2 separate regions of the Homo sapiens genome follow, and region 2 is linked to region 1. The links are chromatin loops, found by intact Hi-C in ENCODE. Cell type or tissue: right lobe of liver. All regions are shown on one strand. Links, peaks and the distances in the headings refer to the core of each region. The heading gives the core; the rest is flanking DNA.

Evidence for each region. A loop is a pair of places that touch in the nucleus more often than their neighbours do. Peaks named below come from ENCODE experiments on the same cell type or tissue, not always from the same donor. Only the 100,000 strongest peaks of a DNase experiment are listed, where the experiment ranks them.
Region 2: a loop joins it to region 1, with 2.5 times the contacts of the local background. A loop is called at or near these places in 39 of 110 quality-filtered maps.

The regions. Positions count from the first base shown.
Region 1 is chr3:42,064,431-42,079,408 of GRCh38, reverse strand. It overlaps a transcript of TRAK1 not described here. Among named protein-coding and RNA genes, the nearest start is that of TRAK1, 19 kb to the left of the region's middle. RefSeq lists enhancers at 7,084-7,213, 7,827-8,538. In right lobe of liver, for the core only: no CTCF peak of the experiment used is centred there; DNase peaks (open chromatin) are centred at 7,128 and 7,198; H3K4me3 peaks cover 1,030 bases; H3K27ac peaks cover 3,493 bases.
Region 2 is chr3:41,996,241-42,011,218 of GRCh38, reverse strand. No RefSeq gene overlaps it. Among named protein-coding and RNA genes, the nearest start is that of ULK4, 42 kb to the right of the region's middle. RefSeq lists a silencer at 11,729-11,940. In right lobe of liver, for the core only: no CTCF peak of the experiment used is centred there; no DNase peak of the experiment used is centred there.

The sequences.
Region 1 (14,978 bases), core at 2,842-10,841:
GAAGCCCAAAAGGTGACAAGGAGAAGCTAGTCCTGGGTGATCCCCTCCATGGCCAGCCAGGTACCTGAGCTTTCAAGGTTTCCTCTTTCTGGGCAGAGGCATCTGATATACCAAGGGATTTTACTCAGCAATTCTAAACAAGCAGGTCCAAGTATGGCAAAAGTTTTCAAAAAGGGACTAATTGTTCTCCGGGATTATGTCAGTGTTCTATTACTACTGTAACAAATTACCACAAATTGAGTGGCTTGAAATAATAGCCATTTATCCGATCACAGTTCCATATATTGGAAATCCAGCATGCATCTCAACAGGCTCCAATCAAGGTGTCACAGGTGTGAGTCCATTACTGGGGGCTCTGGGAAAGAACTGATATCCACACTTATTCAGGTTGCCGGTCTAATTCAGTTCCTTGTGGTTGTAGGACTGAAGTCCCTGTTTCCTGCTGGCCGTCAGCTGGGCACTAGCCTTTGTTCCTGTGTTCCTTATGCTTTCCATGAGCTCCTGGAGGCTTCTCTCCAGATTTTGCAAGTGGCTCCCACCCACATTCCAGAGCCAATGACAGCATATGGAATCCTTTTCACACTTGGAATTCCATGACTTCCCCTTCTGCCTCATCTTTCTTTCTTTCTTTCTTTCTTTTTTTTTTTTTTTTTTTTGAGATGGAATCTCCCTCTGTCTCCCAGGCTGGAGTGCAGGGGCCTGATCTTGGCTCACTGCAAGCTCCGCCTCCCAGGTTCACACCATTCTCCTGCCTCAGGCTCCCGAGTAGCTGGGACTACAGGCACCCGCCACCACACCCGGCTAATTTTTTGTATTTTTAGTAGAGATGGGGTTTCACTGTGTTAGCCAGGATGGTCTCGATCTCCTGACCTCATGATCCGCCTGCCTCAGCCTCCCAAAGTGCTGGGATTACAGGCATAAGCCACCGTGCCTGGCCTCTGCCTCATCTTTCTAACCTCCTCTTCTGCCTTCCTTTTCTGTTTTTACAGGCTCAAAACACGGTGCCCACTTAGATCATCCAGGACAATCTCCCTATCTTAAGGTCAAGGGATTAATAGTTCTAATTCCATCTGCACGGCACAGTCCCTTTACAGAAGTATCTAGATCCGTGCTTGACTGAATAACTAGTGGGTAGAAATCTTGAGGGGATGAGTTTAGATTTGCCTCCCACAGGGGCCTTTGATTCTGAAGGCATAAACTGTCTCTGGAGCCCCCATGTTACCCCAGCTTAGTGGGAAGGCAAACCAGAGTCACCTCACAGCCACTCAGACCCTTTGCCCCAGAAGGTCAGATTTAGATCTAACATACCAGACAGGCCTGGATTTAGTCCCACCTCAACCATTACCTACTGACAGCAGCCTCTGGCCAAGTTCTGAAATTTCTTTCGTCTACAAAACGTGGTGCCACCACCCACTTGTCAAACTGCGGAAGAAGTAGACACAACGAAAGTGGGTGGCTGCCAGGCCTGGGATGGTAGGTCTGAAACTGGATAAAAGTCTGAGACGCTCTCTCTCTTCACAGACAATAACATTCTATACTTAGAACACCCCACAGTCTCTGTCCAAAGGCTCCTAGTTCTGACAAATACTCTCAGTAAAGTTTCAGGACACAAAATCAATGTACAAAAATCAGTATCATTTCTATACGCCAATAATGTCCAAGTTGAAAGCCAAATTAAGAACTCAGTCCCATTCACAATAGCCACAAAAAGAACAAAATACCTAGGAATACAGCTAACCAGGGAGGTGAAAGATCTCTACAATGAGAATTATGAAACATTGCTGAAAGAAATCAGAGATGACACAAACAAATGGAAAAACAGTCCAGGCATGGTGGCTCACGCCTGTATCCCAACACTTCGGGAGGCCAAAGTGGGTGGGTCACTTGAGGTCAGGAGTTCAAGGCCAGCCTGGCCAACATGGTGAAACGCTGTCTCTGCTAAAAATACAAAAATTAGCTGGGCATGGTGGCACACATCTGTAATCCCAGCTACTTGGGAGGCTGAGGCAAAAGAATTGCTTGAACCCAGGAGGCAGAGGTTGCAGTGAGCCTAGATCATGCCACTGCACTCCAGTGTGGATGACAGAGCAAGACTCTGCCTCGAGGTAAAAAGAAAAAAAGAAACACTTTCCATGCTCATGGATAGGAAGAATCAATATAATTAAAATAACCATACTGCCCAAAGCAATTTACAGATTCAGTGTTATTCCTGTAAAACTCCCAAGGATATTCTTCACATAATTAGAAAAAAACTATTCTAAAATTCATTTGGAACAACAAAAACAACAAAAAGCCCAAATAGCCAAAGCAATTATAAGCAAAAAGAACAAAGCTAGAAGGATCACACTTACCTGATTTCAAACTATACTACAAGGCTACAGTAACTGAAACAGCATGGTACTGGTATAAAAGCAAACACATAAATCAATGGAACAGGTTACAGAGCCCAGAAGTAAAGCTGCACATCTACAACCATCTGATCTTTCACAAAGCCAACAATAACAAGCAATAGGGAAAGGACTCCCTATTCAATAAATGGTGCTGGGATAACTGGCTATCCATATACAGAAGATTGGAACTAGACCCCTTCCTTCTGCCACATAAAAAAATCAACTCAAGATGGACTAAAGAATAAAATGTAAAAGCTAAAACTATAAAAATTTAAGAAGAAAACCTAGAAAATGCCATTCTAGACATGAGCCCTGGCAAAGATTTCATGACAAAGACTCTAAAACCAATTACAACAAAAAACAAAAATTGGTAAGTGGGATCTAATTAAACTAAAGAGCTTCTGCACAGCAAAAGAAACTATCAATAAACAGAGAGCCCACAGAATGGGAGAAAATTTTTGCAAACTATACCTCTGATAAAAGTCTAATATCTGGCCAGGCCTGGTGGCTCTCACCTGTAATCCCAGCACTTTGGGAAGCCGAGGCGGGTGGATCACCTGAGGTCAGAAGTTCGAGACCAGCCTGGCCAACATGGTGAAACCCCATCTCTACTAAAAATATGCAAATCAGCTGGGCGTGGTGGCGAGCACCTGTAAACCCAGCTACTCGGGAGGCTGAGGCAGGAGAATCACATGAACACAGAAGGCAGAGGTTGCCATGAGCCGAGATCGCACCATTGCACTCCAGCCTGAGCAACAAGAGGGAAACTCCATCTCAAAAAAAAAAAAAAAAAAAAAAAAAAGGTCTAATATCCCAAATCTATGAGGAACTTAAACAAATTTACAAGAAACAAAAACGTTTAAAAATGCGCAAAGGAGGCTGCGTGCAGTCACATGCTTGTAATCCCAGCACTTTGGGAGGCTGAGGCGGGTGGATCACCTGAGGTCAGGAGTTTGAGACCAGCCTAGCCAACATCATGAAACCCCATCTTTACTAAAAATATAAAAAATTAGCTGGGTGTGGTGAGGGGCACCTGTAATCCCAGATACTCGGGAGGCTGAGGCAAGAGAACTGCTTGAATCTGGGAGGCAGAGGTGGCAGTGAGTCGAGATCGTGCCACTGCACTCCAGCCTGGGCAACAGAGCAAGACTCTGTCTCAAAAAAATAAAAAATAAAATTTTAAAAATTTTAAAAATGGGCAAAGGCCATGAACAGACACTTCTCAAAGGAAGACATACACATGGCCAAAAAGCATATGAAAAAAAAGCTCAACATCACTAATCATCAGAGAAATGCAAAGCAAAACCACAATAAAACACCATCTCACACTAGTCAGAATGGCTATTAAAAAGTCAAAAAGTAATGGATGCTGGTGAGCTTGAGGAGAAAACGGTATGCTTATCCACTGCTGGTAGAAATGTATTATAAATTAGGTCAGCCTCAGTGGAAAGCAGTCTGGAGATTTATCAAAGAATTTAAAATAGAACTACCATTCAACGCAACAATCCCATTACTGGGCATATACCCAAAGGAATAGAAATCATTCTACCATAAACACATAAGCACATGTATCTTCATCGCAGCACTCTTCACAATAGCACTTGAGCCCAGGAGTTCAAGACCAGCCTGGGCAACATAGTAATACCTCATTCTTTTTTTTTTTTTTTTTTTTTTTTTTGAGACTGAGTCTCACTCTGTCACCCAAGCTGAAGTGCAATGGCGCTATCTCAGCTCCCTGCAACATCCCCTTCCCATGTTCAAGCAATTTTCATACCTCAGCCTCCAGAGTAGCTGGGATTATAGGCGTGAGCCACCACACCCAGCCAGACCTCATCCTTTAATTAAAATTTTTTTTAAATTTTTAAAATAATAATAAACAATAGCAAAGACATGGAATCAACCTAGATGGCTATCAGTGGTGGACTGGTCAAAGAAAATGTGGACATATACCACAGAATGCTACGCAGCCATAAAAAAAGAACAAAATAATGTCCTTTGCAGCAACATAGATGGAGCTGAAGGCCATTATCCTAAGTGATTTAATGCAGGAACAGAAAACCAAATACCACATTTTCTTATTTGTAAGTGGAAGTTAAACACTGAATACACATGGACGCAAAGAAGGGAACAACAGACACCAGACGATGGGGCCTACTTGAAGGTGGAGCGTAGGAGGAGGGTGAGGATTGAAAAACTACCCATTCCATTAGGTACAGTGCTAATTACCTAGTTGATGAAATTATCTGTACACCAATCCCCTGTGACAGGCCATTTACCCATGTAATAAACCTATACATGTACTACCTGAACCTAAATAAAAGTTGGGAAAAAAAAAAAAAAAACTAGTCTGAGACTCACCCTTGGGATCATAAGCATTTTGCTGCTGAACATTAAATGAAGGCATGTTTTCAACATTTTGTTTCTATCTGAGGAACAATCACCCTAGAAAGCTAGCTAACTTGCAGACAGTCACTTGGAATCAGGGTGGGCACTCCAAGACCTTGTCTCTCATCTGTGGCCAGCTCGCTCATGAAGGGCCTTGCTTAAGCTGCAACCAGCCCTACAGTCTCCCTGTTCTCTAGCCAGGGCAATTCTTTTTCTTGCCATTTTACAGCTTCTTTTCTGAGCAAACTGATGCCTGCGTAGAAGGTGATGAGACCAACATGTGCTCTTTTAAAGCGTCGACAGCCCCAGCACTCTTGTAATTGTAAAACAGGCCAGTGGTCTGGTACTATGCTCAGTAATTAACATGCATGACCCTGTTTAAGGCTTACAACCTATAAAGTAATATCAGCACCCACTTTTTACAAGAGAGGAAACACAAAGACTAAACATTGCCTAGGATGCGAGTCTAGCTTTGAATGGATCCAAAGACACTGCTTGCCCTATGATGGCTCTAAGTAACACTGCTCTTAAAGGAGCTCATGGTCCAGTGGAGAATCGGACATTCCATGTGATCCTTGACCACTGACCATTCTCCTACATCTGTCCACTCTCTCTTAAAACAACCCTCTTGTCGTAACAGGGGCAAAGGAACTCAAAGCAAAGACTCGCTGAGACTGCTCAAGTCCATATATGAAATATGCATACTCCAGCTAGGACAATGATGGGGTCTGAACTCCGGGGTCAAGTTGGGTTGGGGGCAGCTGACAGGCAACCATGCAAAGAGGTCTGTTCCTCCCGTCTTTCATCTTACCACTCTCCTACCTCATTTGACCTTTCTGGCACGCCCATCAGTCCGGGTCAGCTCCTTAAATAACTGGACAAGTGGCTGCGCAGTGGAAAATATCATGTAAAAGTTGAACAGGTGGGAGATGAGGAGATGAGTTGCAGGTTTACAGCAACAATGCCAGGTGAGCAAAAAAGCAAGGCTGTCAAGAAGCCGTTATCCGCCTCACAGGACCCTCATGCTATACACCTCACAATGGGCTTTCACATGCCCTAGGCCACAGGTCCTGCCCGTACAATAATCATATGCTAGAGCTTCGTAGAATCATCCCCATTTTGTGAGGCAGGGGTTGGGGAAAAGGCTTGGGCAAAGATTAAGTGACTTAATCAAAGTTTATCTCAAATAATTGTAGATGTAGGACTGGGAAGCATTTCTGATCACTGGAAAACTGCAACTACTGCTACACTATGCTGTGAAGGGAAGCAGCATCTTGGAAGACGGTGTGTGTGACCACCCACAGAATAAGAAAGATTTAGACGAGCCGACAGCAGCAACTATAGTCAGAAAGTCGGAGCAGTGTCAGGGTAACCAAAGGCGCAGGGAAGGAGATGACAAAGGGTCAAGGACAACTGCCAGAGCCTCTTGTGAACTCCTGGGAGAGCCCCCAGGGCCTCCTGAACAGCACAAGCCAGAACAGCTAGGGGCCCCAGGCAGCCCCTGTTACAGATTCTGCTCGAATGACTTCAGGGCAGACTTGTATGTGGACTGGGGGCTGCACGTGCATGCTGTCATGCGTGTCTGTCCTCTCTTGCTCTCATTTCATATACACTCAGGCCCACGAACACACAAACACACATATGCACACAGATAAACACAAAATAAATGCCACTTTTAAGGCTAAACCTTTCTCTGGCCCTGGAAAAAGGGAATCCCCCCAAATAATAAATCAACGGTCACTCAAAGAAAAATTCCACAACTCAAGGCAACTGGAGAAAAATAACTCTGACCCAATTTAGTTCCAGAATCCAGCCCTCTCTCTTCTCTAAACCTTGTTTAGGACAGAAGCAAACACCCCAACACATGCACTGCCCTCAGTAAACACCTATGAAGTAAAGAGAAATCCATTTAATCGATCCACATCTCATGAATGAAAACTGCTGTCATGTGACCAAATCCCCGTTTCCAAAAATAATTCTGCTGCAACTGAGAGAAAAGAAATCCCAAACCACGCTGCCTTCTGTAAGCTCACGCCTGTCTCCCAAAATGAGGAAGAAAAAGAGAAAGAAAAAAAAAAAAGCTGCACACTGACAGCCTTACATAACGGTCTGCATCTCTCCCTGGCTGATGGCAGCAGATTTATAAAATGCCATAAATAGCTCCCTCTCCTGCCACAGGAAACCAGGCTAAGAGGCTGAGCTGCAGAGCCTGCGTACAGCTGGCCTCCTCCTTCGTTTACAATGGAACCTTTACGAGCAGAGCTTTCCGGCACAAAGCAAGTTCAGTGAGACCAGCTGGCCCAGGTCCAGTGAAGATGCACCACCTGAAAGACCCAAAAAGCTGAGTCAGACATTCAAAACTTGGCTGGCGACTCCCGAGAGAGACAGCACTCCCAGGCCAGTGTAGGAATGGTGACCACAGGACATTGCTCTGCAAAGGGGCTTCTCCAGCAAACCAGGCCAACGGGCTTGCTGTTTTGGGTACATAGTGGCCTCCGGACGCTTAATACTGCCAGCCAAGGGGCACGACGCCAGCCTGACAGGCAGCTGGCAGGATGGAGGCAGTTCTCAGAGAGGCATCCCAGCAGGATATTACATGCCCCACTGTAACGTCCAATCAGAAAATCAGAACCTGAAGCAGGGTTCTCTCCACATTCTCAGGACACCAGGAGGAATTCTGGAGGCTGGCCAAAGCCAGGAAGGGTGGTAGGAGTGGTAATCTCATCCCAAATCCCTGTTGGAAATCTGAGACTCCAGGCTGAAAAGCTATTGCTTTGAAGAGGAAAACTTTGCCTGAGAAGGGTTAGATGTCCCGAAGCAGGATGGCCTGCAGCCCACATTGCATGTGTCATCACTCTGAATGGCAGGGGGTCTCTGGGGGAGAAAGAAAAGGGGGAGAGAGAGTGGGTATCTTTTTTTTTTTTTTTGAGACAGACTTTCGCTTGTCATCCAGACTAGAGTGCAATAGTGCGATCTCAGCTCACTGCAACCTCCATTTCCCAGGATCAAGCAATTCTCCTGCCTCAGCCTCCCAAGTAGCTGGAATTACAGGCGCCCACCACCAAAACCAGCTAATTTTTGTATTTTTAGTAGAGACGGGATTTCACCATGTTGGCCAGGCTGGTCTCAAACTCTTGCTCTTGGGTGATCAGCCCACCTCAGCCTCCCAAAGTGCTGGGATTACAGACATGAGCCACCACGCCCTACCAAGAGTGGGTATCTATGGGAAGGCAAGCACCTGGGGCCTCATGCCTCCCAGTGAACAGGCCTGGATTAGGAATGAACCTTATCCACCCAAAAACAGCGGCTGCCAAGCTGTCACAGCCTAGGATAAAGTTAACAAAATAACTAGAGTGAGAAAGAGGTCCGGGAATATGGGACATGGGTAGGAGAGGAAGAGAACAGTTCTGTTTGTGATTCCTCCTTAGGTCCTGGCTTTCACTGCACTCACTCCGTAGGAGGAACTTGGCTTTTAAAAAATCATGACTCCAACAAGGAAAAGAGCAATATTGGCTGCCACTTACTGCAAAGTGACTGTGTGCTTAGCCAGGCCTGGGTGCATTACCCCAAGGAGTTATTTGTCCAAAAACTCACAGCAGCCCATGAGGCCCACAACATCACCCTCCTCAAGTCACCAATGGGGAAACTAGGGCTGGAGATAACTTGCCCACAGGCCTAAGAACCAACAGGTGAAGCTGGTGTTGAACCCAAGGCTGTTTATTACAATAGCTCCTGGCAAACATGCTAATAAATGCATAATATAAACATCAATGTACTTCACTGTATTCTTATTTCACCACTTACAGATTTAAAATTTATCAGAACAAACAGTTGGGACATAAAAAGAACCAGCAGGCACAAGCTACTGTGCCACACCTTCTGTATCTTTATTAAAGACAATTCAGTGCTGGGCATGGTGACTCATGCCTGTAATCTCAACACTTTGGAAGACCAAGGCAGGAGGATTGCTTGAGCCCAGGAGTTGGAGACCAGCCTGGGCAACATAGTGAGGCCTCATCTCTACAAAAAATAAACAAAATTAGCCAGATACAGCAGTGCGCACCTGTGGTCCCAGCTACTTGAGAGGCTGAGATGGGAGTATTGCTTTAGCCCAGGAGTTCAAGGCTGCCGTGAGCCATGATGGCGCCACCACACTCCTGCCTGGGTGACAGAGTAAGATCCTGTCTCAAAACAACAGCAACAACAATAAAATTCAGTAATAAAAGTTTTCAGGAAAAAAAATGTCACTAGTGATCAAAGAAATGAAAAATAAAACAAGTATGAGATACTATCATGTTATCTGTCAAACTGGCAATTAATTATATTAATTATTTATAATTAATATAATTATAATTATTATTCATAATTATTATAATTATAATAATTATTATTATTCATAATTATTATAATAACTATTGCTGCTGACAAGGGTGCAGGTAACAAGCTCACTCACACCCAGGAACATGAATCAAAAGCAATTCCAGGCTGGGCACAGTGGATTAAACCTGTAATCCCGGCCTTTGTGGGGCCAAGGCGGGCAGATCACCTGAGGTCCAGAGTTTGAGACCAGCCTGGCCAACATGGTGAAACCCTGTCTCTACTAAAAATGCAAAAATTAGCCAGGTGTGGTGGCGGGCACCTGTAATCCCAGCTACTGGGGAGGCTGAGGCTGGAGAATCGCTTGAACCCGGGAGGCAGCAGTTGCAGTGAGGGGAGACTGCGCCACTGCACTCCAGCCTGGGTGACAGAACAAAATTCTGTCTCAAAAAAAAAAGCAATTCCACTTCTTCAGTTATTTTCTAAGAAAAATCATAACTGCATACAAAGATGTAACTTTCCTCAGCAGTTATATAACTGTTAAAAATTGGAAAATGAAAATGTCTAATAATACTGATTTTGATTAAATAAGGCATGGTCCTCCCATATATCATGTCTGCACATTTTTCACCACAACGCCATTTCCAGTAACACTGCAGAGAATCACATGGTGGCCAAGAAAAGACGCTCTAGAGATAGATTAAGTGGGAAAATTGCAGGTCACAAAACAAAGTACAGAATATAGTATCCCTATTTAAATAAAAGTGAGACATGTAAAAATATAATTAAAGAATATTTCCAATAGAATTTCATCTTCACAGGCAGACCATCCCCACCCAGAGAAATACATCCAACAGTCCTCAGTTACCTCCTTATTAGGTACTTGTCTGACCTCCAACATGACAAACCCAGCCCTCCCCTGTTGACAGCTAAGTGAGCTTAGCACCACTGCACCATCCGACCCACCCATAACTTTTCTTTTTTCTTTTTTTTTTTGAGACAGGGTCTTGCTGTGTCACCCAGGCTGGAGTAAAGTGACACAAGCAAGTCTCACTGCAGCCTTGACCTCCCGGGCTAAAGCAATCCTCCCACCTGTAGCTGAGACTACAGGCATGCACCACCACGCCCAGCTAATTGTGTGTGTGTGTGTATATACACAGTCAGGGTCTCACTATGTTGTTCAAACTCCTGTGCTCAAGTAATGCACCCACCTCAGCTTCCAAAGTGCTGGGATTACAGACATGAGCCACCATGCCTAGCCTCCACAACTTTTAAACAGCCTGACATGAGCACATTTCCTAACCATGACTACACAGACACAAATGCATTTCCTAAAGTACTTCCACTATAAGTTCAAATCCTGTAGGGACAGAAAGACACAGTCAGAATAGGTCACTGTATGATGTTGGCCAAGTTAAAATCAGTTAACCCCTACAACCCTCAGTTTTCTCATCTATAAAATGGGAAGCTGTTACAAGGATTAAACGAGCTAATACAATAATGTAAAGAAAAATGCACTCTAAGCATACAGTTAATGTTCAATAAATGACTGCTCTACAGTTACCACTGAGGTAATTTCCCATAAGTAGTAAGGGTTAACTTGTTGGCGAAATGGAGACCCTATTTCAATAGGTATTGTCCTACAAACAGACTATGTGCAAATTTCAAGTAGAGACGAATTATATTTCATTCCTTAAAGACTCACTTCTACCTGTTTTAGTTCACTGTTGTGTCCTCAGTGCCTGGAACACGGTAAAACTCAAAGAGTGCAAAATGAACTTAATGATTCACTCTTTATGCCCAAGGCACTGAAAATAACCAACCCAACTCTTTTCTCTTAACTACAGCTAATGGACCACATGCAGTGGCATGCCTGTAATCACAGTGCTTCGGGAGACCAAGGCTGAAGGATCATTTAAGGCCAAAAGTTCGAGACCAGCCTGGGCAACATAGTGAAACTCAGTCTCTACAAAAGATTAAAAAAGAAAAAAAGTTAGCTGGACGTGGTGGCACACCTGTAGTCCCAGCTACTTGAAAGGCTAAAGTAGAAGGATCGCTTGAGCCTAGGAGTTCAAGGCTGCAGTGAGCTATGATCACACCACTGCTGCTCTCCAGCCTGGGTGGCAGAGTAAGATCCTGTTTCTTCTTTTTTTTTTTTAGACAGAGTCTCGCTCTCTTGCCCATGCTGGAGTGCAGTGATTATGATCTTGGCTCACTGCAACCTCCGCCTCCCAGGTTCAAGGGATCTTCCGCCTCAGCCTCCCATTACAGGCACCCACCATCACGCCCGGCTAATTTTTGTACTTCTGTAGAGACGGAGTTTCACCATGTTGGCAAGGCTGGTCTCGAACTCCTGACCTCAGATGATCTGCCCGCCTCGGCCTCTCAAAGTGCTGGGATTACAGGAGTGACCCACTGCGCCTGGCCATAAGATCCTGCTTCTAAATAAATAAATACATTTTTTGAAAATTCACATGGAAAAAGGTGATTGCCAAAAAAGAAAAAAAAACTAACTACGTGATAGGCCAATTACAAACATATCAATATCAACCTATAAAGCACAATGGATATTCACTGAACCAACTGTCGCATTAGGAAATGAGAAGAAAGTGTGTGAGGGGCTTCCTGACTAACACTACAGAATGACAGTCCACCAGGATCACATTGCCGTCAACTTCTGAAATTAATCTGCAAAACTTACAAAGCCTGAAAAAAAAAAAAATCTCATCTAAGCACTAAAGGGGAACTGGAAGTTTTTGTTTTAAGGCATGTATTTTGAAAAGTTTCATTTCTATTTCCATATTAGCTTCTCAATGTGCACTGAACTACAGTGAAATCACAGCCTTGTGTTTTTGAAAACAGATTCTGCAGCTATGGAAACTGAATCTGTCACTATATTTTGACTTCACTGTAGGATCGAGTGAGAAGAAACATCTCAGCCCGGACACAGCCACTTAGCTACATATCTTGTTCTTTTTAATAAAAAATGTGCTTAACCATAATTGACAAAGTCCTTAAATACCTAATTTTCAGAACAAACTGTATCACATAAAAGTTCCTTCAGTTAACAATTCCTTCAGGCTCGTGTGAAAAAGTACTTGATTTTATTAATTCTAAATAATCCCTAGAGAGGCAAGGGGGTTTTGCTTGGTCCACAATTAAAAGTCAGATTCTAGACTTAAATCAACTTGAGTACAAAGAAGAAATTCTCTACGAAGCACTAACACACACATCTGGGAAACGACAGCTCAAATTTTATCAGCCACTTTTGATAAGTAATCCAAAGCAGACCTCAAGATTACTCAAGAAGTAGCACAAATAATTAGGAATGTGTGGTATTGAGAGAAGAAGCCAAGAGCCTCTGTATAAGAATCCCCCAGGAAACAGTGAGGTCAAGGACCAAAGACACAGAGGGGCTAAAGGGAGCACATCATCCCTCCCCCCAGCCCCTGAAAAAGGCACCCCATTAGCCTTTCTCATTGAAATTAACAGGGCCGTTACTAGGAAACGGGTCCAAACAGTCATGTACACACCAAGTGAATAAACAGTGACAGCTGGGCCTTCAGTGACCATGTCATGGGATGGCAAGATGGCCTTAGAGTGAGTGGGCTGTGATAAGCCAATGCATAAAAGTAATAGCAAGATAGGAAATGAAAACAGGAAACACACAGGCTACAAACTGCATGCATGGTAGGCAGGGAGGACTGAGCCGTGCCTAAGCTAAGGAATACTAGCTCCTCACTGGTCCTTGCTGGGCACTACTTCCAGAAGCACCAACGGCGGAAGGTCCCACTTCTGCACGGCTCATGACCTTGCTGCTTGGGGTGGGGGTGGGGGTCGATGTCCACACCCAGCCTTCCCACGCTGGGTGCTCTCTCTCTCTCTCTCTCCATGACCATCCCATTTCAGAGCAAGTGAATCCCTCCATGGACTTAGGGGTTCTAACACACTTCAGAGCTTCCCCTTCACAACTAAAACTTTTCTTTTTTTTGAGACAGAGTCTCACTCTATTGCCTAGGCTGGAGTGCAGTGGCACAATCTCAGCTCACTGTAACCTTTGCCTCCGAGAATCAAGAGATTCTCGTGCCTCAGCCTCCCAAATAGCTGGGGCTACAGGTGTGTGCCACCATGCCTGGCTAATCTTTGGAATTTTAGCAGAGACGGGGTTTTGCCATGTTGGCCAGGCCAGTCTTGAACTCCTGGCCTCAAGTGATTTGCCTGCCTCAGCCTCCCAAAATGCTGGGATCACAGGCGTGAGCCACTGGACCCAGCCTCAACTAAAACTTTAATAGGGGTTTGTTCTGTTGGAAGGGTAGAAAAGGCATTTTTGGCACAAGGAATAAGAAAACCCTTTAAAAGCTCAACATGGAGTTAGGATTCAAGAGATAGCCAGGTGTGGTGGCTCAAGCCTATAATCCCAGCACTTTGGGAGGTTGAGGCGAGTGGATCACTTGAGCCCAGGAGTTGGAGACCAGCCTGGGAAACATAGTGGAACACCATTTCTATAAAAAAATTAAGAATGAGACAGGTGTGGTGGTACACGCCTATAGTCCCAGATACTTGGGAGGCTGAGGTGAGAGGATAGCTTGGGCCCAGGAGGTCGAGGCTGTAGTGAGTCATGATGGCACTACTGCACTCCAGCCTGCACAACAAAATGAGACCCTGTTTCTTAAAAAATAAATAAAACTATTCCAGTACTTCCACAATTCTGTGGCCCAATTATGTTGGGTAAAGGCTATTCAGTTTGATATTGTCTGATTAATATCAAACTGAATAGCCTTTACGCAACATAATCACAAGCTGAGTACCCCAAATCTGAAAATTCAAAACCCAAAATGCTCCAAAATCCAAAACTTTTGAGCACTGGCATGGTGTTGAAAGGAAATACTCATTGAAGTATTTTGGATTTCAGAATTTCAAACCTGGGATGTTCAATCCGCAAGTATAATGCAAATATTCTTAATTCCAGAAGAATCTGAAATCTAAAACACTTCTGGTTCCAAGCATTTTGGCAAAGGGATACTCAATCTGTATTTTTATTTATCTTATTTTATTTATTTATTTGAGATGGGAGTCTCGCTCTGTGGCCCAGGATGGAGTGCGGTGGCACAATCTTGGCTCACTGCAACCTCCACCTTCCAGGTTCAAACAGTTCTCGTGCCTCAGACTCCAGAGTAGCTGGGGTTACAGGTGTGTGCATCCATGCCCAGCTAATTTTTGTTTGTTTGTTTGTTTGTTTTGAGACAGAGTCTTGCTCTGTCACCCAGGCTGGAGTGCAGTGGCGCGACCTCAGCTCACTGTAAGCTCCACCTCCCGGATTCACACCATTCTCCTGCCTCAGCCTCCCGCCATTCTCCTGCCTGAACCTCCTGCGTAGCTAGGACTATAGGCACCTGCTACCATGCCTGGCTAATTTTTTGTTATTTTTAGTAGAGACAGGGTTTCACCGTGTCAGCCAGGATGGTCTTGATCTCCTGACCTCGTGATCTGCCCGCCTCGGCCTCCCAAAGTGCTGGGATTACAGGTGTGAGCCACCATGCCTGGCATGTATTTTTTAAGTATAGCTACTTAACCCATTAAAAATATACCCTTACTATTCTATGGTAAAATTAATTCACAAATCATTATGAGAAAAGCTTTTCATATCAGGAAGTCTAGCACAAATATTTTAACTTCAGTATTTTAGGAAACAGTCTATAGTCTGCTTAAAGTATTTATTATGTATTTGTATTTCCATAATAAGTTCATAATGAAGCAACATTCATTCTATGCTATTAGTCTAGGATCACATGGTAGCTTCCTAGATTCTAGGTGATAATATTTTAGAGTTCTTAGAAATTACATTTGGGTAACTCAGACAGCAAGTTCAAAAATTTATTTTATTTC
Region 2 (14,978 bases), core at 2,934-10,933, 68 kb after region 1:
AAAAAAAAAAATTAGACTATTTGAAGTATAACTGACCGATCAGATTCCTTCCAGTTCTGTAATTTAACAATCCTAGAGCTGGGGGTTCTTTGAGATCATCTAGTCCAACCTACTCATTTTCTGGAAACTGTGGGCAGAAAAGTAGTGTGTGTCCACAGGAGCATCAAATTAGCGGTAGACCCGTTAACTACTGCTTGTCTGCCAAATATGTTCTACTTTCTTTACACCTTTACCAGCTGTCTGTCACTCCCTATATCTATGAGATTCAGTTAAGGCTGGTAGAAAATTTTGAAGTCATTCATTCTTTGGAGTCCCTGATTTGTTCTGTAGTGCCAGATGACAGGCATGTGGATTCTGCCCCTGAGGAGTAGGGACCAGTTTTCCTCTCCTACTCTCAGCTTGGAGGAAGCAGATGGCAGGCGGGGCCCCAGTGACAGCCCCAGTTCTGGGCCTGACTGAGCTGATGAACTACTTGGAGCAGCTGCTGACCTGCTGCTGCTGGAAGCCAGTGGAACAGGAACCTGGGAGGGAAGCAGAATGGATACAAGAAAGGAAAACAGTAATTGCCCTGGTAAGTCCTCCCTTCATCCAGCATGAGGCAGAAGTAGCTGCAACAGAGGCAACTGGCTTCCCTTGAGCCACAGATAGCCACTGTATTCTTTCCTTTTGTTGAATCAAATCGAAATTAATCTATGTTTACTTGCATTTGCCAGGCCCTCGTTAGTAACTGTGGGAAAATACAAAATAGAATATCTGATCCCTACCCATTAGGAACCCAGAATGCATCCAGGGACCCAAGGTGGAAATGTTGAAAGTGACCCAACAAAAGCAATTAAAAGGCTAGCTATATTAGCTGGGGTTCCCCCCAAAAGCAACATTGGAGAAGGACTCATGGGCAGATACTTTCTTCTGGAAAATGATCCCGTAGGATATGGGTAGAAAAAGAAATTGGGACCAGAAAGAATGAAACAGGAAAGAAAGAAAGCCTATTGAAGGATATAAAATTTCTGTAAACAACTGGAGCTTAGTCCCACTGAGGCCCCCTGAGGAACTGCGCAGAATGTAAGACAGAGGAGGAAATATTTAGCCACCAGTTCCTATCTCCCATTGGCCAACTTGATGCTGAGTTCAGGAGTGGTGGCTCACACCTGTAATCTCAGCATTTTGGGAGGCCAAGGTGGGTGGATCACTTGAGCCTCAGAGTTCAAGGCCAGCCTAAGCAACATAGCAAGACCCCATCTCTACAAAAGAAAAATTTAAAAATTGGCTATGGAAGTATGAAGGTATATGCCTGTAGTTCCAGTTACTCAAGAGGCTGAAGCAGGAGGATTGCATGAACCCCTGAACTCAAGACTGCAGTGAACTATAACTGAACGATGGCACTGCAGCCTGAGCAACAGAGCAAAACTCTTGTCTCAAAAAAAAAAAAAAAAGTAGATGCTGAGCAAAAAAAGCTAACTAAGATACAACATGGGACATATATAAAAGATGCCTGACACCAGCTTTATTCATTGCTGCAGTCCCAGCACCAACAACAGTGCCTGACTCATAGATGCCCCGTCAATAGATACAGAAAGAATGTCTGGGTGCGGTGGCTCATGCCTGTAATCCCAGCATTTTGGGAGGCCAAGGCAGGCAGATCACTTGAGGAGGATCACTTCAACTTCTGTTGAAGACCAGCCTGGCCAACAGGGTGAAACCCCGTTTCTACTAAAAATACAAAATTAGCTGGCATGGTGGTGCATGTCTGTAATCCCAGCTACTTGGGAGGCTGAGGCAGGAGAATCATTTGAACCCAGGAGGCAGAGGTTGCAGTGAGCAGAGATCATGCAGTTGCACTCCAGCCTGGGCGACAGAACGAGACTCTGTCTCAGAAAAAAAAGAAAAACAAAAAGAAAAAAAAAAAAGGGCGGGACGAGGTGGCTCACACCTGTAATCCTAGCACTGTGGGAGTCCGAGTCGGGCAGATCACCTAAGGTCCGGAGTTCCAGACCGACCTGGTTAACATGGTGAAACCCCGTCTCTACTAAAAATACAAAACAAATTAGCTGGGAGTGGTGGCACATGCCTGTAGTTCCAGCTACTCGGGAGGCCAAGGCAGGAAAAGCTCTTGAACCAGGGAGACGGAGGTTGCAATGAGTCAAGATCGCACCACTGCACTCCAGCCTGGGCGACAGAGCGAGACTCCATCTCAAAAAAAAAAAAAAGAATGAATGAAATACTGTAAAAAGTAGATCCATAAGTCATATATTGACAGTTTTGCGTGTGTGTCTATTTTTTTTGGTTTTTGTTTTTATTTTTTTTAGAGACGAGGTCTTGCTGTGTTGCTCAGGCTGGTCTCCAACTCCTGAGCTCAAGCAATTCTCCCACCTGAGATTCCCAAAGCGCTGGGATTACAGGAGTGCACCGCCATGCCCAGCCTGTGTCTGTTGGACTAGGCTAGGGTGATAGAGTAGTGGGTAAAACAGATGCATTCCTCAGCCTGGGCAAAATAGGGAGGCCCTGTCTCTACAAAAAAATCAAAAAACTAGTCAGGGATAGTGACATGTGCCTGTGGTCCCAGCTACTTTGGAGCCTGAGGTGGGAGGACTGCTTGATCCCAGGAGGTCTAGGCTGCAGTGAGCCATGATTGTGCCACTGCATTCCAGCCTGGGTGACAGAAGGATACCCAGTGTCAAAAAAGAAAAAAAAAACGGGTATATTCCTAGCCCTAATGGACCTTTCTGTCCAGGAGAGGAGTCAGATAATGTGATACACATATACATATTTAATTAGTTTGTGAAGGCCAGGCATGGTGGCTCACGCCTGTAATCCCAGCACTTTGGGAGGCCAAGGCAGGCAGATCACTTGAGGTCAGGAGTTTGAGATCAGCCTGACCAACATGGTGAAACCCCTGTCTCTACTAAAAATACAAAAATTAGCCAGGCGTGGTGGTGTGCGTCTGTAATCCCAGCTACTCGGGAGGCTGAGGTGAGAGGATCATTTGAACCCGGGAGGTAGAGATTGCATTGAGCCAAGATCGCACCACTGCACTTCAGCCTGGGTGGCAGAGTGAGACTCTGTCTCAAAAAAACAAACAAAAAAAAAATAGTTTGTGAAAAGTGCTATGAAGAAAAAGATGCAGGTGCTGTAAGTAGGATAAGAAGGGGGTTTATGATAAATCAGTTGGTTGAGGAAGATCTAAGGCGCTAACACTTAAGCTGAGACCCAAAGGAGGAACAGGAACCAACCATGCAAAGTGGAGGGGCAAGATCAGACCCAGAAGTGGGAAAGGCCCTCGATGGCTGGAGCCATGGTGGGGTTTCAGGGAAAAGCCAGGCAATGAGACTTCATGGTTCTGGTAAGGAGTAAAGAGTTTTAGGTAAGACTGACATGGTCACATTCACTTTCTAAAAACCTCCTTCTAGCCGCTGTGTGGAGGATGAACTCAAGTGGATAATCAAAAACCTCCACACTGCTGGCTGTGGAGGGTGTGAATACCAGACCACATCAAGACCAGCACAGAAGGGTCAGCTGCCACAGCATCTCCTCTACCACCACTACTGCCACCAGTAATTCTTCAGGAATATGCTAAAACCCACTGTAACATAAATGGGTTCAAAAATGGCAATTGGTAGACTATCGGGTTCCATAGCTGAAGGTTAATTAAAACCAATATTTCTAGGCCGGGTGCGGTGGCTCACGCCTGTAATCCCAGCACTTTGGGAGGCCGAGGCGGGCGGATCACGAGGTCAGGAGATCCAGACCATCCTGGCTAACACGGTGAAACCTGTCTCTACCAAAAATACAAAAAATTAGCCAGGCGTGGTGGCGGGCACCTGTAGTCCCAGCTACTCGGGAGGCTGAGGCAGGAGAATGGCGTGAACACGGGAGGCGGAGCTTGCAGTGAGCCAAGATCGTGCCACTGCACTCCAGCCTGGGCGACAGAGTGAGACTCCTTCTCAAAAACCAAACCAAACCAAACAAAACAAACAAAATCAATATTTCTAGCCTGGGCAACATAGGGTGACCTTGTCTCTACAATTTTTTTTAATTGGCTAGGTGTGGTGGTGCATGCCTGTGGTCCCAGCTACTCAGGAGGCTGAGGTGGGAGGATTGCTTGAGCATGGGAAGTAGAGGCTTCAGTGAGCCATGATTGCACCACTACATTCCAGCCTGGGCGACAGAGCAAGACCCTGTCTAAAAGAAAAAAAAAAAAACTCTCAGACAATCTTACAATTAGTGTGTGAGGGAAAGGGGAAAAATGTTTTCTATTATTACATGTGTAGGAAATGGAACAATTACAACAAACAAAGTATCAGCTTGAATTGAACTGAGAGCACCCCACATGATTGTGGGGTATTCATCTATAATCACCCCAAACACATACATACTCTAAGAAAAGAGCTTGAACCTGTCACCATTTCAGAAGGAGAGCAGAGTCCAATTATGTTTCATCCACATGCACATTATCCTGAAATCTCTTTTTTTTTTTTTTTTTTTTGAGACAGGGTCTTGCTCTATTGCCCAGGCTAGAGTGCAGTGGTACGATCTCAGTTCACTGCAACCTCCACCTCCCGGGTTCAAGCAATTCTCCTGCCTCAGCCTCCCGAGTAGCTTGGATTACAGGCACATGCCACCGTGCCCGGCTAATTTTTGTATTTTTAGTAGCGATGGGGGTCTCACCATGTTGGCCAGGCTGGTCTCGAACTCCTGGCCTCAAGTGATCCGCCCACCTCAGCCTCCCAAAGTGCTGGGATTACAGGCATGAGCCACAACATTCGGCTCCCCCTTTTTTTTTTCTTAGAGACGGTGTCTCGCTCACTGCGCTGCCACCCCCCTTTTTTTTTTCTTAGAGATGGTGTCTTGCTCTGGCACCCAGGCTGGAGTACAGTGGTGCTATGATCACTCACTGCAGCCTCAAACTCCTGGGCTCAAGCGATCTTACTGCCTCATCCTCCCAGGTAGCTGAGACTACAGGTGCATGCCACCAAGCCCAGTTAATTTTTTTTGAGGGGGGGTAGAGATTAGGGGGCACATGTCTCACTATGTTGCACAGGCTGGTTTTGAACTTCTGGCCTCGTGATCCTCTACCTTTGCCTCCCAAAGTGCTGGGATTATAGCTAGGAGCCACCGTGCCCAGCCATCATAGAATATTTTATGCCAGATTTTAATCTCACATTTATTGAGCACAGTTTGCACCAAGCACTGTGCTAAGTAGCACTGCACTAAGTGCTTTATTTTTTTAATTTTTATTTTATTTATTTATTTATTTTTGAGACAGAGTCTTATTCTATCACCCAGGCCAGAGTGCAGTGGCAAGATCTCAGCTTACTGCAACCTCGGCCTCCAGGGTTCAAGCAATCCTCTTGCCTCAGCCTCCTGAGTAGCTGGGACTACAGGCGTGTGTGCGCCACCATGCCCAGCTAATTTTTGTATTTTTAGTAGAAATGGAGTTTTGCCATGTTTGCCAGGCTGGTCTCGAGCTCTTGACCTCAGGTGATACTCTTGCCTTGGCCTCCAAAGTGCTAGGATTACAGGTGTGAGCCACTGCACCCAGCCATGTGCTAAGTGCTTTAGTAACATCAGTTCCTTCATTCTGACAGCAACTCTATGAGACAGCTATTATCTGCAGTTTATAGATAAGGAAACTGACCCTTGGATAAGTGAATTAACGTATACAGTCATAAACTATTGAAAAAGTCAGGCTGCTAGCCCCATATGACTGATTAAACACTTTGCTTTTGTCTCTGCGAAGTAAAAGAGAGTCAACCTCAGTCTTGGGTAATGGGAAGAATGAAGAGGAGAGGAATGGCACGGGAAAAGAATTCTAGGATTAAGACATGAGGGGCTGGGCATGGTGGCTCAAGCCTGTAATCCCACCACTTTGGGAGGCTGTGGCAGGTGGATTGCTTGAGCTCAGGAGTTCGAGACCAGCCTGGGCAACATGGAAAAACCCCGTCTCTACTAAAAAATACAAAAAAATTAGTTGGGCATGGTGACATGCACCTTTAGTCCCAGCTACTCAGGAAGCTGAGGTGGAAAGACAGCTTGAGCCTGGGAGGCAGAGGTTGCAGTGAGCCGAGATTGCGCCACTACACTCCAGGCTGGGTGACAGCGCCAGACCCTGTCTCAAAAAAAAAAAAAAAAAAGACATGAAGACTTGTGTTTATAAACCAGACTTATTGTGCATGGATTTTTTAGACATAAGAAAAACCATGAATTAATAACAATAACTTCTTTACAGCATCTGGTCTTTTGCCTTGAATCCATCTACTTTCCTCAGACAAACCAGATGCTATCATTCTTGTGCTGTAAACTCTTCAACAACGCCCTAGTGACCTAGGGGTATAGCCCAAACTTTCACTCAGGGAACAGTATTCTTCACTGGCCCCCATCCATCTCTTTAGCCATCTGCTCCACCACACTTTTTTTTTTTTTTTTTTTGAGACAGAGTCTTGCTCTGTCGCCCAAGCTGGAGTGCAGTGGCGCGATCTTGGCAAACTGCAAGCTCCACCTCCCAGGTTCACGCCATTCTCCTGCCTCAGCCTCCCTAGTAGCTGGGACTACAGGCTAATTTTTTGTATTTTTAGTGTAGATGGGGTTTCACCGTGTTAGCCAGGATGGTCTTGATCTCCTGACCTTGTGATCCACCCATCTCGGCCTCCCAAAGTGCTGGGATTACAGGCATGAGCCACCACACCTGGCTTTCTCTGTCTTTATTGGGTAGCCACCTCTGAGCTCTAACAATTGTTCCGATGTCTAAATGCAAACCCAATGTTGTCTTATCTCCTAGATTTTCAAAAGAAGTCAGAAATCTGGATTGCAAATAAAATCTACCTGTTTTAGGCCAGGTGCAGTGGCTCACACCTGTAATCCCAGCACTTTGGGAGGCCGAGGCAGGTGGATCACTTTAGGTCAGGAGTTCAAAACCAGCCTCATCAACATGGTGAAACCCCCTCTCTACTAAAAATACAAAAATTAGCTGGGTGTGGTGGCACATGCCTGTAGTCCCAGCTACTCGGGAGGCTGAGGCAGGAGAATCACTTGAACCCAGGAGATGGAGGTTGCAGTGAGCTGAGATTGCACCACTGCACTCCAGCCTGGGCAACAGAGTGAGACTCTGTCTCAGAAAAAAAAAAAAAAATTATGACCATGAATCTCAGGTGAGCTTTACTGCTGCTGAACAATTAATAACTCTCTAATCCAGTCATTCTCCCACTCTTCATGAAAACTACAACACATTTTTTCTTTTCATATCCAAGTTCTAGCAACTCCCTCCCCATCTTCACTGTCAGATGGTGACTTTGTTTCTTATCTCACTGAGGAAATGGAAGGAATCAAACGAACTTGTTTTTTGTTTGTTTGTTTGACGGAGTTTTGCTCTTGTTGCCCAGGCTGGAGTGCAATGGCGCGATCTCGGCTCACCGCAATCTCCACCTCCCAGGTTCAAGCGATTTTCCTGCCTCAGCCTCCCGAGTAGCTGGGATTACAAGCATGTGCCACCACGCCTGGATAATTTTTTTTGTATTTTTAGTAGAGACAAGGTTTCTCCATGTTAGTCACACTGGTCTCGAACTCCCGACCTCAGGTGATCCACCCTGCTTGGACTCCCAAAGTGCTGGGATTACAGGCGTGAGCCACCATGCCCAGCCCAAAAAAACTTCTACAAGCTCCCACCACTATGTCTACCCACCTAGTTGTGACTGGGACCAAATCATCTATTCACCCTACTGAAATTAGTGATGAATTATCCCTGCTCCCATCAAAAGCCGACTCCTCCCGTGTGAAGTAGACCCCATTCCTTCTCACCTACTGCATTAGGGTGAATGGTGGTCCCCCAAAATGTATTTCAGGTCCTAATATCCAGAACCTATGAATGTGACCTTATTTGGGAAAAGGGGATTTGCAGATGTCATTAAATTTTTTTTTTTGCGGGGGGAATGAAGTCTCACTCTGTCACCCAGGCTGGAATACAGTGGCACGATCTCGGCCCACTGCAACCTCTGCCTCCCAGGTTCAAGCGATTCTCCTGCCTCAGTCTCCAGAGTAGCTGGAATTACAGGCGCCTGCCACCAACATCTGGCTAATTTTTGTATTTTTAGTAGTAGAGATGGGGTTTCACCATGTTGGCCAGGCTGGTCTCAAACTGCTGACCTCAGGTGACCCGCCCACCTTAGCTTCCCAAAGTTCTGAGATTACGGGTGTGAGCCACCACACCTGTCATTAAGTTAATGATCTTGAGATGAGATCATCCTAGGTTACCTGGGGAGGCCCTAAATCCAATGACAGTGTCCTAGTAAGAGAAAAGCAGAAGGAGATTTAAAACAGACAGAAGAGTAGAACGCACACAGAGGAGAAGCCAATGTGAAGGCAGAAAAGAGAGAGATGCATCCACAAGCCAAGGAATGCCAGCAGCTGCCAGAAGCCAGAAGAGGCAAGGAAAAAATTTTCCCCTAGAGCCTACAGAGGGAGTACATCTCTGCTAACATCTTGAGTTCAGATTTCTGGCTTCTAGAATTCTGAGAGAGTAAGTTTTTGTTGTTTTAAGCCACCAAATTTGTGGCAATCTGTTATGGTGGCCCTAGAAAACTAATATACCTGCTTGGGTATATCATTACAATTTTCTCCCCTCCTTCCTCCATCATCAGTTTTTTTCCTCTCTACTGGGGCATTCTCACCAGCATACAAACATAGTTATTTCTTCTGTCTTTTTTTTTTTTTTTTTTTGAGACAGACTCTTACTCTGTCACGCAGGCTGGAATGTAGCGGCATGACACTGCAACCTCCGCCTCCTGGGTTCAAGTGATTCTCCTGCCTCAGCCTCCCAAGTAGTTGGTGCCTGCCACCACACCAGGCAAATTTTTGTATTTTTTGGTAGGGATGGGGTTTCACTGTGTTGGCCAGGCTGGTCTCGAACTTCTGGCCACAAGTGATCCACCAGCCTCAGCCTCCCAAAGTGCTGGGATTACAGACTTGAGCCACCATGCCTGCCCTATATTTCTTCCATCTTGAATAGAAGAAAAAAACTCTCTTGACTTTACTTCCACCTCTAGATGCCACCCTGTTTTTTGTCATCCTTCATAACAAAGCTATTTGAAAGAATTGCTTATCGTCACTGTCTCAATTCTGTCCATTTTTTCCTGAAACCCATTCCACTGAGACTACTCCACCCAGTCAAGGTCACCATTGACCTCCACATTGCTACATTTAGGGTCCATTATCAGTTCTCCTTTTACTTGACCTCTCAGCCACATTTGACACAACTTTTGTCATCTTTCTTCTTGGAACACTTTCTTTACTTGGATTCTAGGAAACTGCACTCTACACTCACTCCTTAGTGATCTCATCTAATCTCAAGGCTTTAAACACCATCTACACATAGATAACTCCAAGTTTATACTTCCAGTCCAGACTTTCCCTCTGAACTCCAGACTCATGTAAACAAACTTCCTACTTGACACTGGCATTTGGATGTCTAATAGGCATCTCTACCTTATTATGCCCAAAACTGAGCTGCTGGACTTCTAAAAATTCTACTATTCCACAGTTTCCTAGATTTCAATTGTCCAGGCAGAAACCTTATATTTATCTCTGACTTCTCCCTTTTTTTTCACCCCACATCCAATTTATCAGGAAAACCTGTTGGTTCTACCTTCAAAATATAATCCAGAACCTACTTCTTACTGCCTTCACTGCCTCCATCCTAGTCCAAACCACCATCATTTCTCCTGCATTCCTGCAAGAACCTCCTAAATTCTTACTTGTTCACCTGCCCTCTGCCCCTGCCCTACCTCAGTCCATTTTTCAATGCAGTAGCCAATGATCTTGTAAAATGTGAGTCACATCGTGGCTCTCCTCCGTTCAAAACCCTCCAATTGTTCCCCATTCCTCCCAGAATGTAAGCAAAAGTTTTTACAGGGCCAGGAGTGGTGGTGCACACCTGTAGTCCCAGCTACTTGGGAGGCTGAGATGGGAAAACTGCTTGAGCTCAGGAGGTTGAGGCTGCACTGAACCGTGTTTGTTACACTGCACTCCAGCCTGGGTGACAGAGTGAAACCCTGTCTCAAGAAAAAAAAGTCTCTACCATGGCCCACAAGACCTACACCGTCTACTCCCCTCATCCCACTGACTTCATTTTCCTCTTCTCTCCAACTCACTAACTTCACAGGAAAAATAGTCTCCTTGCTGTTCCTTGAACATGCCAGAGACACTGTCACCTCAGAACTTTTGCACTGGCCATTTCCTTTGCCTGGATTGTTCTTCCTCTACTTATCCTTATGGCTCTTCTCCTCATCTCAATAAGACTTATTTTTTTTTTTTTTAAGACAGGGGTCTTGTTCTGTCACCCAGGCTGGAATGCAGTGGGATGATCATAGCTGTCTGCAACCTCGAACTCCTGGGCTCAAACAATTCTCCTGCCCCAGCCTCCTGAGTAGCTGGGACTATAGATGCACATCATCGTTCTGGCTAATTTTTTATTTTCATTTTTGTAGAGACAAGGTCTCGCTATATTGCCTAGGATGGTCTCAAACTCCTGGCCTCAAGTCATCCTCCCTCCTGGTCCCCCAAAGTGCTGGGATGATAGGCATGAGCCACATGGCTCACCAATGAGGCCTCCTTGAACCATCTCATTAATACTGCCACTTATTTTCCCCCGGCACTCTCAATGCCCCTTACCCTGCTCTGTCTTTTTTAAAATTTAGCACATTTTAATATATTATATTATTTATTTTCTTAAACCCTCTTAATTCACAAGGTAGTCTTATTCTCAGATGTATTCTCAGCACAACGTCTAGAACATAGTAGTTGCTCAATAAATATTTGTTGATTGGATCAAACCTTCAGGATCTAACCAAAGATCCATATGACTTGGAATACCTTCATTGATTAACATTTTACTGTTTTGTTGGATGTGGAGAGTGTAGTAATTCTCATTTCTCATATCAAAGTTAAAAGATCTTGAGAATATTTCCTGAACCTCCTTAACTTCCCTTTCACAACCCATTATAAAGTGACCACCTATCAAAACCTTGCTAGATCCTATTTGTATTCAAGTTATACAATAATATTCTTGGGGTAATGGGTGTCCCATACTACTTTCCGTTTATGGTATGTTGACACCAGCTAAATCTCAGCTTTTATGGACTTTGAGCTCATCTAATCCTCTTCCTAAGCTACTAAAGAGTATTTTTTTTTCTTTTTTCTTTTTTTTTTTGTTTGAGACTGGGTCTTGCCCTGTCACCCAAGTTGGTGTGCAGAAGAAGCACAATTGTAGTCTACTGTAACCTAGAACACCTGGACTCAAGCAATCCTCCCACTTCAGCCTCCTGAGTAGCTGGGACTACAGGCGTGTGCCACCACATCTGGCTAATTAAAAGAAATTTTTGTAGAGACGGGGGTCTCACTGTGTTGTCCAAGCTGCTCTTGAACTCTAGAACCCAAGGGATCCTCCCACCTTGGCCTCCCAAAGTGTTGGGATTACAGGCATGAGCCACCATGCTCAGCCCCAAGCTAAAGAGAATTAGTCACAGTTTATCCTCATGGAAAAATACCTCTGCTATTTTAATTCTTTAGTTGCTCTTATTTAAATCTTTCCAAATTTGTATGCCTTTCTGAGTTTCTGGTAACTGATATTTTAAGTGTAGCAACATGCTTCTAGCTCTCTCTTTCTATGTTTTGTTTTGTTTTCCCCTGAGCAATCTTGACCCAAGCCCAGAGTCCATGGAAGTTCAAGGGTGGGCATCAGGGAGTATATTTGTTAGGGTGGACAAAACTGAAATAAAAAATAAGTAAACCTGCTGGCGCGGTGGCTCATGCCTATAATCCCAGCTGTTTGGGAGGCCAAGGTGGGTGGATCACTTGAGGCCAGGAGTTCAAGACCAGCCTGGGCAACATGGTGAAACCCCGTCTCTACTAAAAATACAAAAATTAGCCAGGTGCAGCGGTGAGCCCCTGTAATCCCAGTTATTCAAGAGACTGAAGCATAAGATTTGCTTGAACCTGGGAGGCAGAGGTTGCAGTGAGCCAAAATGTGACACTGCACTCCAGCTTGGGTGACAGAGAAAGACTCTGTCTTAAAAAAATAAATAAAACCTAAAATGTCATGCCACAACACAGCAGTTTGTTTGTTTTTTGAGACAGAGTATTTTTTTATATTTTATATATTTTATATATATATATATATATATATATATATATATATATATATATATATATATATATATTTTGAGATGGAGTTTCACTCTGTCGCCCAGGCTGGAGTGCAGTGGTGCAATTTCGGCTCACTGCAACTTCTGCCTCTGGGTTCAAGCAATTCTCGTGCCTCAGCTTCCTGAGTAGCTGGGATTACAGGCACCTGCCACCACACCCAGCTAATTTTTTGTATTTTTAGTAGAGATGGGGTTTCACCCTGTTGGTTAGTCTGGCTCGAACTCCTGACCTCAGGTGATCCACCTGCCTCGGCCTCCCAAAGTGCTGGGATTACAGGTGTGAGCCACCACGCCTGGCCAAAATATCTACTTTTATTCAATTTATTTTATGTTATTCTGAAAATGTTTTGTAAAGAAAAAGCTTTATCAGTTCAAATTACAAGATTATGGTTTTAGCTCACTTTATGTTTCACTTGGAAGCATGAGATTTTATGATTGGCCCAGCTGGGTCATGGCTGTTGGGACTAAAGTTTAGGGCCTGTTACCAAAAGAAGATGCCACTACATATGGTCAGGCAAGGTACAAGAATTATCACACCATGTTATGACATCTGAAAGAATTATTTGATAAGAACTGGGAAAAACCTATTGTAGGGGACAGTGCTGGGGCTCTGCCCATATCCCCCACAGCCTTACAGCTGTAGTGGAGCCAGCACCAGCTGCCAGCATGCTGTCCTAATCCTCTGGCTACTGAAGCCTGCTCTGCTCGATGCAGTGGGTTGGAAGTTATGGGGAATTGAAGATCTTCCAGAAGTCCCTGTTCCTTTGTCTCTTCGGGCAGTGTACGTTCTCTGCTGGCTTCCAGACTTCCTTCAAGTGATTGGGCTCCAGTTATTTTTGCTTGATAAAGCACCCTTCATCAGCAGCTACCTTCCTTTCCTGTCTCAATTCTCTGTCCCCCTGCCGGTGTTTCCTGGGATCACTTCCAGATAAATTGCATATCTCAGGGGCTACTTTAGGGGGAACCCAAACTAAGACACTTCTCTTACTGTTACTGTTTTGCATTTGGTCAGAGTTTAGCACAAGGCCTATGTGTTGGCAACTGTTAAAGTAAGCACAGATCCTCCAAGGAAACTTCTTAGACACTGTGATGATGCCACATTGGGCGATGAGGTGAGGAGTGGCAGGGTCAGCTGTTTCTGTGCTGCAAGTACTGTGAGAAGAAAACAAAAGTAACAACCATGCACTGCTCAGCACTAGCTAGTAGAATGTTTTCCTCCTGGTGTTACTAAATTTAACACATTTAACAAAATCATGCAGTCGACCCATATGAATAGATTCCTGTTGCTCTGACTGGGCCTTAGATATAAATAAGCCCCAAAGAAATGACCTCCAAGTAGATTGTAAGAACTTGGCAAAGATGAAGCTAACTTAGCTAAGGGCAAGTATCAGGGAGAATATATTTATTCTTCCAAAACTCATGCCACATAGACCAATTAAATTGAGGACTCAGCAGCAGCAGGCTCTTAAAGGAAGGTACCAGGCTTGTCACTTTAATCGACCAAGAAGGACTTTCAGGAATAGAAATGAGGAGTGTTTATGCCTTTCATTTTATTTGAATCACTGAATGTAACAGGACACAAAAACTACCCCAACCCATGTGGGATGGTTTTTGCAACAGAAGCACAAAACCAAGACCAAAATGCAGGAACATCTATGGCTGATCATCTTGGACATTGCTGCAGAGAGGGTGGGTATTTCTTTTGACAAGAACTCAAATTTGTGTTTGCTTCCATTTAGAAGCCTTGTCCAAAGCATCCTTCAAGGTTGCCCATCCCAGGGGCACGCAGAAGAAATAACACACAATTTGAAGAAACTTGAAGTCATTGTTTCCTTTACCACCCTCCTCCCATTTCAAAACTCTGTTGGATAGAGCACATTTTATTGGTTCTTTTTCTGCCCATCTCAACTGTTTTGAAAGTTTTACAGCGTGTTTCTATTTCTTTAATATATTTATTTTTAAATGTTTAACAATTTTATATTTATCAAAATATGACATTAATTTTTTTCTTGCATCAGCCTACATCATGCTTTGAGACATTAATCTTACTTAAGAATACACAGTAGGAGCCAGGTGCGGTGGCTCACACCTGTAATCCCAACACTCTAGGAGGCCAAAGGGGAAGGATCACTTGAGTCCAGGAGTTCAAGACCAGCCTCTGCAACATAGGGAGACCCCCTGTCTCTACAAATAATAATAAAAAAATTAGCTGGGCATGGTGGTGCGTGCCTGTGGTCCCAGCTACTTAGGAGGATTAGGCAGGTGGGAGGTCAGGGCTGCAGTGAGTAGTGATCATGGCACTGCACTCCGGCCTGGGTGACAGAGTGAGACCCTGTCTCAAAAACAAACAAAAGGCCAGGGCGCGGTGGCTCATGCCTGTAATCCCAGCACTTTGGGAGGCCAAGGTGGGCGGATCACCTGAGATCGGGAGTTTGAGACTAGCCTGACCAACATGGAGAAAACCCATCTCTACTAAAACAGCAACAACAACAAAATACAAAATTAGCTGGATGTGGTGGCACATGCCTGTAATCCCAGCTACTCAGGAGGCTGAGGTGGGAGAATCGCTTGAACCCAGAAGGCTGAGGTTGCAATAAGCCGAGATCGCACCACTGCACTCCAGCCTGGGCAACAAGAGCAAAACTCTGTCTCAAAAAAAAAAAAAAAAAAAATGCTGGCACGGTGGCTCATGCCTGTAATCCCAGCACTTTGGGAAGCCAAGGTGGGCAAATCGCGAGGTCAGGAGTTTGAGACCAGCCTGACCAACATGGTGAAACCCTGTCTCTA